Regions from separate parts of the Homo sapiens genome. Here region 1 is linked to region 2. A link is a contact called in ENCODE Hi-C or POLR2A ChIA-PET data. All regions are on one chromosome and are shown on one strand. Each heading gives the region's core, a stretch centred on a gene start or an enhancer-like site at or near the end of the contact. The rest is flanking DNA. Distances are from core to core; before and after follow the strand shown.

Evidence for each region. A loop is a pair of places that touch in the nucleus more often than their neighbours do. ChIA-PET counts read pairs that join two places held with the same protein, here RNA polymerase II (POLR2A). Pooled maps may share reads with other maps.
Region 1: a pooled map shows a loop between it and region 2 (6-fold over the local background). The contact joins the promoter of CLCN6 here to the enhancer-like site in region 2. A Hi-C loop is called at or near these places in 1 of 37 single-sample maps with no recorded cell type and 2 of 50 pooled maps. POLR2A ChIA-PET finds 5 or more read pairs at or near these places in 2 of 52 experiments (RWPE1 and activated T-cell).

The regions. Positions count from the first base shown.
Region 1 is chr1:11,804,087-11,808,393 of GRCh38, forward strand. CLCN6 (chloride voltage-gated channel 6) reads left to right here and starts at 2,105. Exons shown (of 23, transcript NM_001286.5): 1 at 2,105-2,263; 2 at 3,045-3,104. The coding sequence starts at 2,177. It overlaps MTHFR (methylenetetrahydrofolate reductase), which reads right to left and starts at 1,878. Exons shown (of 12, transcript NM_005957.5): 1 at 1,802-1,878. RefSeq lists enhancers at 1-453, 1,750-2,735, 1,933-2,042, 2,053-2,132, 2,583-2,652 and silencers at 1,563-1,612, 1,633-1,682, 2,353-2,402.
Region 2 is chr1:10,492,811-10,497,468 of GRCh38, forward strand. PEX14 (peroxisomal biogenesis factor 14) reads left to right here. Exons shown (of 9, transcript NM_004565.3): 2 at 2,464-2,511. Among named protein-coding and RNA genes, the nearest start is that of PEX14, 20 kb to the left of the region's middle. RefSeq lists a silencer at 1,862-2,156 and an enhancer at 2,619-2,678. Within about 2 kb of position 3,186, at least 20 of the 41 ENCODE cell types and tissues checked have a DNase peak (open chromatin) inside an H3K27ac peak, as active enhancers do.

The DNA.
Region 1 (4,307 bases), core at 855-3,354, 1.3 Mb after region 2:
ACTGGGAAGGCTGAGGCAGAAGGATTGCCTGAGCCCAGGAGTTCAAGGCCAGCCTGGGCAACATAGCGAGACTCCATCTCTTAAAAAAACAAAAAACACACCTGTAATCCCAGCACTTTGGGAGGCCGAGGTGGGTGGATCACCTGAGGCCAGGAGTTTGAGACCAGCCTGGCCAACATGGTGAAATCCCGACTCTACTAAAAATATAAAAATTAGCCAGGTTTGGTGGCGGGCGCCTGTAATCCCAGCTACTCTGGAGGCTGAGGCAGGAGAATCGCTTGAACCCGGAAGGCAGAGGTTGCAGTGAACCAAGATTGTGCCATAGCACTCCAGCCTGGGCGACAAAAGCAAAACTCCATCTCAAAAAAAAAAACAAAAACAAAAAACAGAAACAAGTAATCAGAGCCACCAGGGCACAGACAGGCCAACAGAGGGCATAGGGTCATCTGGCAGTCTGGTTAAGAAAATAAGACAAACACTTAAAAACAAACAAAACACTTGCACAGCAATGGGCAAACACACAGTAGTGAATGGGTGTGTGGTGACATGGCACAACAGAGGAAAGCCCAGGTGAGGTTCATTTCTTTCAGACTGTCCACCACTAACCCTGTGTACCTAACCATTTGGGGTCTTAGACTCTTTTGACAATCTGATTAAATGCACTGCTCCCTTCCCCTGAAATACACACACAGGTGCACAGACTACACGGGGATACATCCAAAGACAAGGAGTTGATTCCAGACTAAGAACCCTGGGCCAAAGCTTTCTCCCTCTAGGGCTGCTCTCTTTCATTCTGACCTCAAACTCCAGATTCTCAGTGGGGATGGCTGTGGGGAGTGAGGAACGGGGGCGGGGGGGAGGAGTAACAGCAAGAGCAGCCAGTTGGCTTTCCTCCAGCGTTTAAGGGCGCACCTCGTTAATTGCTTGCTGGAACAGAACCTAGAGTAGGAGGAAGCTGAACCACCTGTAAACCCTCTGATTTTCAAAGACTTATTGCATTCCTAGTATATGCCACGCATGTGCCATATTTGTAAGCCAACTCCCACGATTTATCCGTTATCAGCTGGACTCCCATAGCACCCTGGGTTGTAACTGTGGGTGAAAAGGCCTGTCTCCTTTCTCTTTCCCCAGTTCCCTGAGACAGGACCGGTGTCCTGCCTGGGGTATCCCCAGAGTTTGGCACACGGTGATAGCCAACATTCACTGAGCGCCAAAGGGCCAGGTGCTGCCACTCTCTCAAAATAAGCCTCTGCCACTTACTGAACAACTAGTCTGCGCCAAGCACTGGGATACTAAGCCTACGACTCCCAGAAAGGTCCCGGCGGACCCCCGTGCGCAGCGGGACGCAGTGGGCGCCAGGGACCGCAGTGCCCCGGGCCCAGCGCTCTTCTCCAGGTGATCGCCGGGGAGGCAGGTTTAAAAGGCAGGAGCCGGAAGCCGTCTCGGCGCCCAGGTGGCCGAGAATCCAGTCACCAGGTCACTGAGTCACCGATGGGGGCGAGGACACGGGCCTGGGCCGGTCAGAGGGGCGGGATCGTCACCCCTGGCTCAGGGGCCCCTCCGTCCAGGCAGGGAGCCAAAGTCAGTCTTCGCTTGAGGGTTGGCGGTCGCTGGAAGTGGTAGCCATTGGGAGTTACACTAATCCCGCGAAGGGTGCGCAAGGGAGGCGGCAGCCCCCCCCAAGAAGAGAGGCAGGCCGGCCTCCAGCGCTCCCCGCCCACAAGCACGTCCTTGCCCCCGGGAGGTTGTTTGCCGGCTCCAGGATCTCCCTCCCGGCGACCCCGGCCTCGCCGTCACTCACCCTCCAGTCCCGGGTGACTCAGAACGCTCGGCCGCCGGCCGCACCACTGTGGCCGCTGCAGGGGCGGGGAACGCAGTGAAGGGGCGCGGCGCAGGTGTCAGGTTGCTGGAGAGGCGGGCCTACAGGGCGGAAACCACCGGCGCGGGTGACCGGAAGCCCCGCCCCCAACATGGCCGTGCCCACAGGTCTCGTTGGAGGCCGTGCCTTTATCGTCATGTGACGCGAGTCCTCGCCCCACCCGTCTGCAGCCACTCCTGGTCTCAGTCCCAGAGCTCGAGAGGGCCACGTGACCGTCCCGGGGCCAGTCACGTGAGGCGCAGATCCTGGCTGGGAGGGGGTTGGTAGAGGGGTCCAGAGTGGCAGTAAAGGAGGAAGATGGCGGGGTGCAGGGGGTCTCTGTGCTGCTGCTGCAGGTGGTGCTGCTGCTGCGGTGAGCGTGAGACCCGCACCCCCGAGGAGCTGGTAAGAAGCCGGCGGAGTCGGCCTGGGGAGGGGGCGGTTGCTAAGGGACTGAGAGAGGCGTTGCCGGGGGTGGGGCCGGGCCAATCTGGGCCCGCAGGTGGCAGCGGGTGGGGCCTGGGGACCGCAGCCAGGGCTCTCGAAGCGTCTACCCTGCTTCACGTGCCTAAGTCTGGGGTCTTTTCTCATAACCCCTCCTGGAATCTGAGGGAGAATCCAGGCCAGCTCCAGTAAATCCCACCCATGTTTCCTTTTATTTCCATCTGAAAAGAGTTTGGAATGAAACAAGCGTTTTCAGAATGAGCTTCCTCACAGGACTTTGTGCTTATCATGCTGCTGTTTTAGCTTCTCCAGTCCTTTCTCACTCTATCCCTCACCCTTTCTGGGTCACTGACAGTCCAGCTTCCCCCTGCAAAGCATCCTGGGAAAACTTGAGTTGTGTTCCCAGAGTTGACAAGTCCTTTCTGATTTCAGATACGTCACACTGTCAAATGGAACCTGCATTTTTACCCCCCTTTTCAGCTGGCGTTGGACATCTTTGAGGTGTCCTGAAGAGGAGGGTGGTTATTTGGAGACTATCAGTGGAAATGAAGAGCTCAGCTGATGGCTGTAGATCCTCACCCACATGGTCCCTCACCCCTGAAAGGTTTTTTTTGAGGGCTGGTTCCTATTTGATAATGGCTCCAGATGATTTAGAAGCTAGCCACTGATTTCAGTAAATACTTCTGCCTCCTTCCACTCCTAACCACTAAAAAAGGCTCCCTCTGCGGATCTGTTTTTCTAGACCATCCTTGGAGAAACACAGGAGGAGGAGGATGAGATTCTTCCAAGGAAAGACTATGAGGTGAGCTCCTTTGATACTGCTTGGGCAACTAAAGTAGTGAGTGGCCTGGTCACTTCAGGCCGAAGCATTATGATTCCAACCAGAGATGCTCTTTGACCTTCTGTCCCAGGGAGTGAGTGGGTAAGAGAACTTCCTTCTAGGAAAGAGACTGTTTAGCAAGCCCTTTTCTCACCTTAACCCCAAAACAAGGTCTGGTGTTTTTACACGTTTATAAATCTGTGGCACCTTAACCTGGATAGAGTATGTATTTGCCATTAAACTGTTTGCTTTTACAGCTTACAGAGAGACTTAGAGTGAAAGGCACTGGCAGGCAGTATGTGCCCCTAACAGGTGTGTGCTTATAAACTGTTAAGGAGGCCTTGCTTCTCTTCTAGGAGAGCTTGCTTTTCAGATATTTTCTTGCTCAAGCAGCTTCTCTCTGACATGTTCTTGATTAAGTTCCACCTTTCATGTATGGGATTCTTAGAGTATGTGTTTTTAGTAAAGCCAACACTGCTGGGGTGAAACAACATGCGTGACTTTTTATCATTAAATTCTTAAACGTAATAAAGAAGGTAGAGAAAAGCCTATAACTCCATTCATTAAAAGATGACTGTTAACACCTTACTAAGTATCTTTCTACATCCTTACCCATGCTTTTATATACATGATACATGCTTTTTTTAAGTAACAAAAATGAGATTCCACTAAATCATCTATTTTAACCTGTCCCACTCACCCCCTTTATTATACTTTTTGTATCATTAGGTAATTTTCCACAACCTTTTCTTTTTTTTGACAGAGTCTCACTCTTCCATAAATTCTTCATGCTGTAGAATTTAGTGTCAGCGTTAGGATTTGTAGCACTTTTTTGTTTAACTTTTATTATGAAGGATTTCAACTATATGCAAAAACAGAATAATCTGTTGAAACCCCTTGTCCTCATCACACAGCTTCCACAGTGATTTAGCTCAAGCCCAGTCTTCTTTTGTCTGTGCTTTCGTTATCCACTTCTCCTTTCTCATATTATTATTTTTTATTGTATGTGTGTGTGTGTTTGTGTGTGTGTGTGTGTGTGTGTGTGTGTGTGTGTGTGTGTGTTTTAAAGTAAAGACAGTCTCCCTATGTTGCCCAGGCTGTTCTCGAACTCCTTGACACCAGCGATCCTCCCATGTCAGCCTCCCAAAGTTCTGGGATTACAGTCATGATCTACCATACCTGGCC
Region 2 (4,658 bases), core at 1,936-4,435:
GGCAGTTTCTGCACACGTGGAGTTTATAATCTGGTGAGAGAGACAGGCATCAGTCCGATAGTCACACAGATGTAAAGTTGCACATCTGCTCAGGTCCTTGAAGGAGAGGCAGGTGGTGTTACCTGAATGTGTCACAGGGAGATCTGACCTAGTCATGGATGTCAGAGAAGGAATGCTTCCCTGAGGAAGTGTCTTAGCTGGATCTGAAGGATGAACTAAAGGGAAGGAAGGGCATGTGCAAAGGCGCAGTGACAGAGAAAGCAAAGGCCAGTGCGTCTGTCAGGGGGCAGAAGTGGGCAATGTGGTGCCGCTTGAGACCTGAGGTGTAGTCAGAGTAGACGTGAGGCCTTGTAGGCCACGCTGAGGTTTTTCTGTCTTCTAAGAGCAAGGAGAAGCCCTTAAATTTGTTGTGTTTACTGGGGTGAGTGGGTGGACAAGGGATGGGACGAGCAGATTCTCCTTTGGAAATGATAGTCTGTTTGCATCCCAGAATATGAATTGGAAGAGCGCCAGCACTGATGAGAAAGCTGACGCAGTGGTCCAGGCAGGGGATTTTGGTAGCTTGGACTGAAGTGATGGCAGTAGAGATGGAGAAAAACGGATGGATTGTTTCCATGGACTTTTTAATTTTTTTTGAGACAGGGTCTGGCTCTGTCACCTGGGCTGGAGTGCAGTGGTGTGATCATGGTGTACTGCAGCCTTGAATTTACAGGCTCAAGGGATCCTTCTGCCCCAGCTTCCCAAATAGCTGGGAGTACAAGCGCACACCACCACACCTGGCCCATTTTTATATTTTTTGTAGAGACGAGGATTTGCCATGTTGCCCAGGCTGGTTTCAAACTCCTGGGCTCAAGCAATCCATCCTCCTGGGCCTCCCAAAGTGCTGGCATTTACACCACTCTTCCATGGATATTGAGGAAGGAGTATGGCAGACTTGATGTAATGAGTTAGCTCTGGGAGCGAGGGAGAAAGAGCTGTCTCAAGATGGCCTTTTGGATTCTAGTTTACATCATTTGGTGAAGTTTGTCCCATTCATGCCAAGAGGGAATGCTGGAAGAAGACATATGTGTCAGAGAGGACTGTGAGTCTGCTCCAGGGCAGCTTAACTCCAAGAAGAGGCAGGAAGGCAGTCGGATGTGTATCTCAGAGGGGTGTGGGCTGGAGCTCTAAAGGTTTGAAGTTACCAATGCCTGGAGCTTTGGGAGGACAGGAGGCAGGGAGGCAGGGGAAGCTTGCTCACATTCCCTGAGACGGACCCTCACTTTCTAGATCGTTTCCTGCTGGCTGACCTCTTGTCCTGGGGTGGTGAGGCTCTTGGGACAGGACTTCGGATGGAGGGATAGAGGCCTTCACCCAGCAGAGTGCTTGCCACTGTGCTGTGTGCCAGCTAATGTGGTAGTAGCTGGGCATGAGGAATTTTTGGGAACCCTCTGCAGACCGGGCCTCTGTCCTTTTCCAAGGCGGCCTGGCACTTCCATCTGATCTGTAATAGCCGGGAGAATGGAGGCTGCAGGCTGTCTCCTGGGACACACAGATTTTGCTGCACTTGTCTGGATATTAACTGTAGATAGATGGCAATTGGCCTGACCATCAGTCACAGTAAACTAATCATAGCTCACTTAGCAGCATACCTGCTTACTTTATTCTTTTGGAGATTTGTAAATTTCTTCAGAATCTGTCTCTACCTCTGCCTCTCCCTTTCTCTAAATTTTGGCCAGATCAGTCAAGGGTCGAAGGCGCCTGTGAGGGTGAGGTAGTGGCCCCAAGGAAGAGGAAACGGGCTAGAGCCAGGGCCTCGGCCACAGTGCTGCCTGCTCGCCTGGAGGTTGGTCTGCTTATATGCCAGCCTGTCACTAGCTTATTTCCAAGAAGGATTTAAGCCTGGGGCTTTCTTTACTATTGTGGGGTGGTGTCCTTAGTGGCAGGTGATGAATAGGAACCTGTGTAGTTTACTGGCTTCTGGGCTCCAGAAACTAGATGCCCAGAGAAAATCCTGAGCGTGGGCAGCTGGGGCCCCCTGGTGGTGGAATCTGGTTCTCCACTGCTGCGCGACTTTTCTTCCCAGTCCCCTGACGTTGGGGAGGTGGCAGAAAGAGGAGGTGTTGTGCTCTCTCTTCAGGCCTTTTCTCTGGACTCTACTCTTCCCGTGGATTTTGGGATGGTCCCCAGCCCTTGCTGCTCAGTAGGTGATCGTGGGCCTTCCTGAGCAGAACCAAGCCTTGTTCTTGGAGTGGTGTGACAAGTGAACCCAGAAACAGTCTTCATCTTCCCTGGTGAATTCAGACTCTTTGGGCTACTTTTTACAGGTAGTCCACTGCAAAATACTCTTGTGTCGTGAAAAACCAGTGAGAGATGTGAGAAAGAGGTGCCAGCGTGCATCGTTTGAGAACGGAACATCTTTGGTTTTTTGATGTCCATTGGGTGGCACTGTGATCTTATTTTTGTTTCCATTTTTCTCTGCAGCCAAGCTCTACTCCAGGAAGTGAAAATGTGCTGCCTCGAGAGCCGCTGGTAAGTACCCAAGATATGTGGTATCACTTTCTAGTAATTAAAATGCCACGCGAGTGAAAAGAAACCTTCTGTTCCTATGGTTCTGCGTCAGTAGTGTCCCTTTAAAAGTAGCTGTTACCTAGAGACTGCCTCTGTCAGTGACCTCTGACTTCTCTTCTCGCGTGTGGGGACGAGTGAGATCTCTCCTTAGTAAAGGCTGGTCCTTTCTAGGACTAAAAGCATCCACCCCAGATGGTCCTGCACCACTTTGTTTGTGGCTGATCAATAGTAATTAGTGAGATTCCTGCGCCCGTGGGAGGCTGAGGTGGAGTGAGGTGGCTGGGCTTCTAGATTGTTTGAAGTAGCCGCCCTCTGCTCTGCCCCTCAGGGTGCGAGCGCCTCAGTGGTCTTTAAAGAACAGGTAAGCGATGGAATTCTGGTTTTGCCTGGTCAGTAATTGTGTGATTGTCATTCCCAACGCTGTCTTCTTAGACTATGGATAGGGAAGAGGCCTATTAAGCACTGCAGGTAATTTTCTCTCCCAAGTGCTTTTCATTTGGTGGCCAGAGTCCCAGGCTGCCCACCCCATTTTCATTCTTTTTTGCTTTTCAGGGCCTGCTGTAAGTCCTCTTGGCTGGGTAGTAAGACTGGCTCTGTATAAACCAGATAAGTTTGATGGGAGAGCCAGCTCTAGGTTTAACTTTTCAGAGCTTTTTCTTCCTGCGTAGCGATAGCAGGCGTAGGGCTGTACTGCCAAGGCTTTGTTTCAGCAGGGCCTGTGGTTTCACCTGTTCTGCTTCACTCCCCTTCTGGCAGTCGCGGGAGGAGATGACGTGAGGGACTTAGCGGGTATGAACACGTCTGAATTCCAGTGTGTACGAAGGCTTTCCCAGGCTGAGGGCGAGTTGGATCCAGTTGAGCTGTCTGTAGAAAGGCCGAGGTGATACAAGCACTGCTGGGACTGTTTCAGGGGAGCAGTGTTGTCATTCATGTCACCTGCTGTTACGTCACCAGTTACGGGCTTATATCCCAGCACTCCCACGGTGGCCTCGTTTCACTCTTTTGGTATTGCCCAGTTCCTTCCTTGAGGTCATGGTGGTGGGAAAGCCCAGGAGGCCCCACCTTGCTAGTCTCTCCGGACGTCTGCCTGCTTCCCTGGGGCCTGCCTCAGTGCCCCTCAGGCCGAAGTTGTGGTTGTTTTAGACTGAAGTGCAGATTGAACACCATAGGCCGCTGCAGTCCTTTCCTTCCTCTCTCTTTTCAAATTTTGATGTACCCATTTAACTGGTCATCGGAGGAGTGGCCAGTCCATCTTTTGGGGCTTGATTCGACAAGCTCTTTGGGAGCCCTGAGCAGTTGGCCAGCTCACTGATTTCTGGTATTTGGAGCCCTGCAGACCCCTTGCTCTGCTAGTGTTTCTGTGCCCTGCTCTTCCTGCTGTACTGTGCATCTGCTTGTTGGTTGGTTGTATTTTTATTTCTTTCTTTTCTGGGAGGCCCTGAGCAGTCTTCAAACCCTAGTAGCCTGTGATCGTCCAGAGTTCAGACTCATTCTCTCCAGGCCAACTCCACAATTACCTTATATTTAATTAATATTTTTTCTCCTCTTTACGTACTTGCTGCATAATTGCTCAGAGGAAAGAAAACACATAGCGGCAATTTATATATATATATAAAATAATAATTAAAAAAACCCCCGAAATAAACTCCCATCTCATTTGGGCTGATCCTATGAGTTGGGTAATTAGGGCCCTATTAAAAGGTAGACCCTTTCTCCTTCCCCCACTTTTTTGTTTATTAAATTTTTTATATTAAACTCCCACAGTCTCTCAGTCATGCCCTTATTGCTTTTGGCCAAGCATTTGCAGCAGCCTGATTAAACGGGGGCACCAGCTGAGTCGCGTGGTCTTGTGTGAACTGCTTCTTCCTCCTGGGAGTGGTGTTGGGAGGGTGTCAGGCAGAGGAGCCCGCTGAGGACTCGTGTGGCAGGGCGGGGGCACAAGATGGGCAGCCCCCTTGCACAGAAAGCCCCACAGCTCAGTGTGGTGGTGTTGCGGTTTGTGAAAACACACAGCAGTCAGCCCTTCCACAGGGAGGGAGCTTTCTCAGGCCATGTGTATTTGCTGTCTCCTGCATGCTCAGCTTAGCTCAGCTCAGGCCTGAGGATGG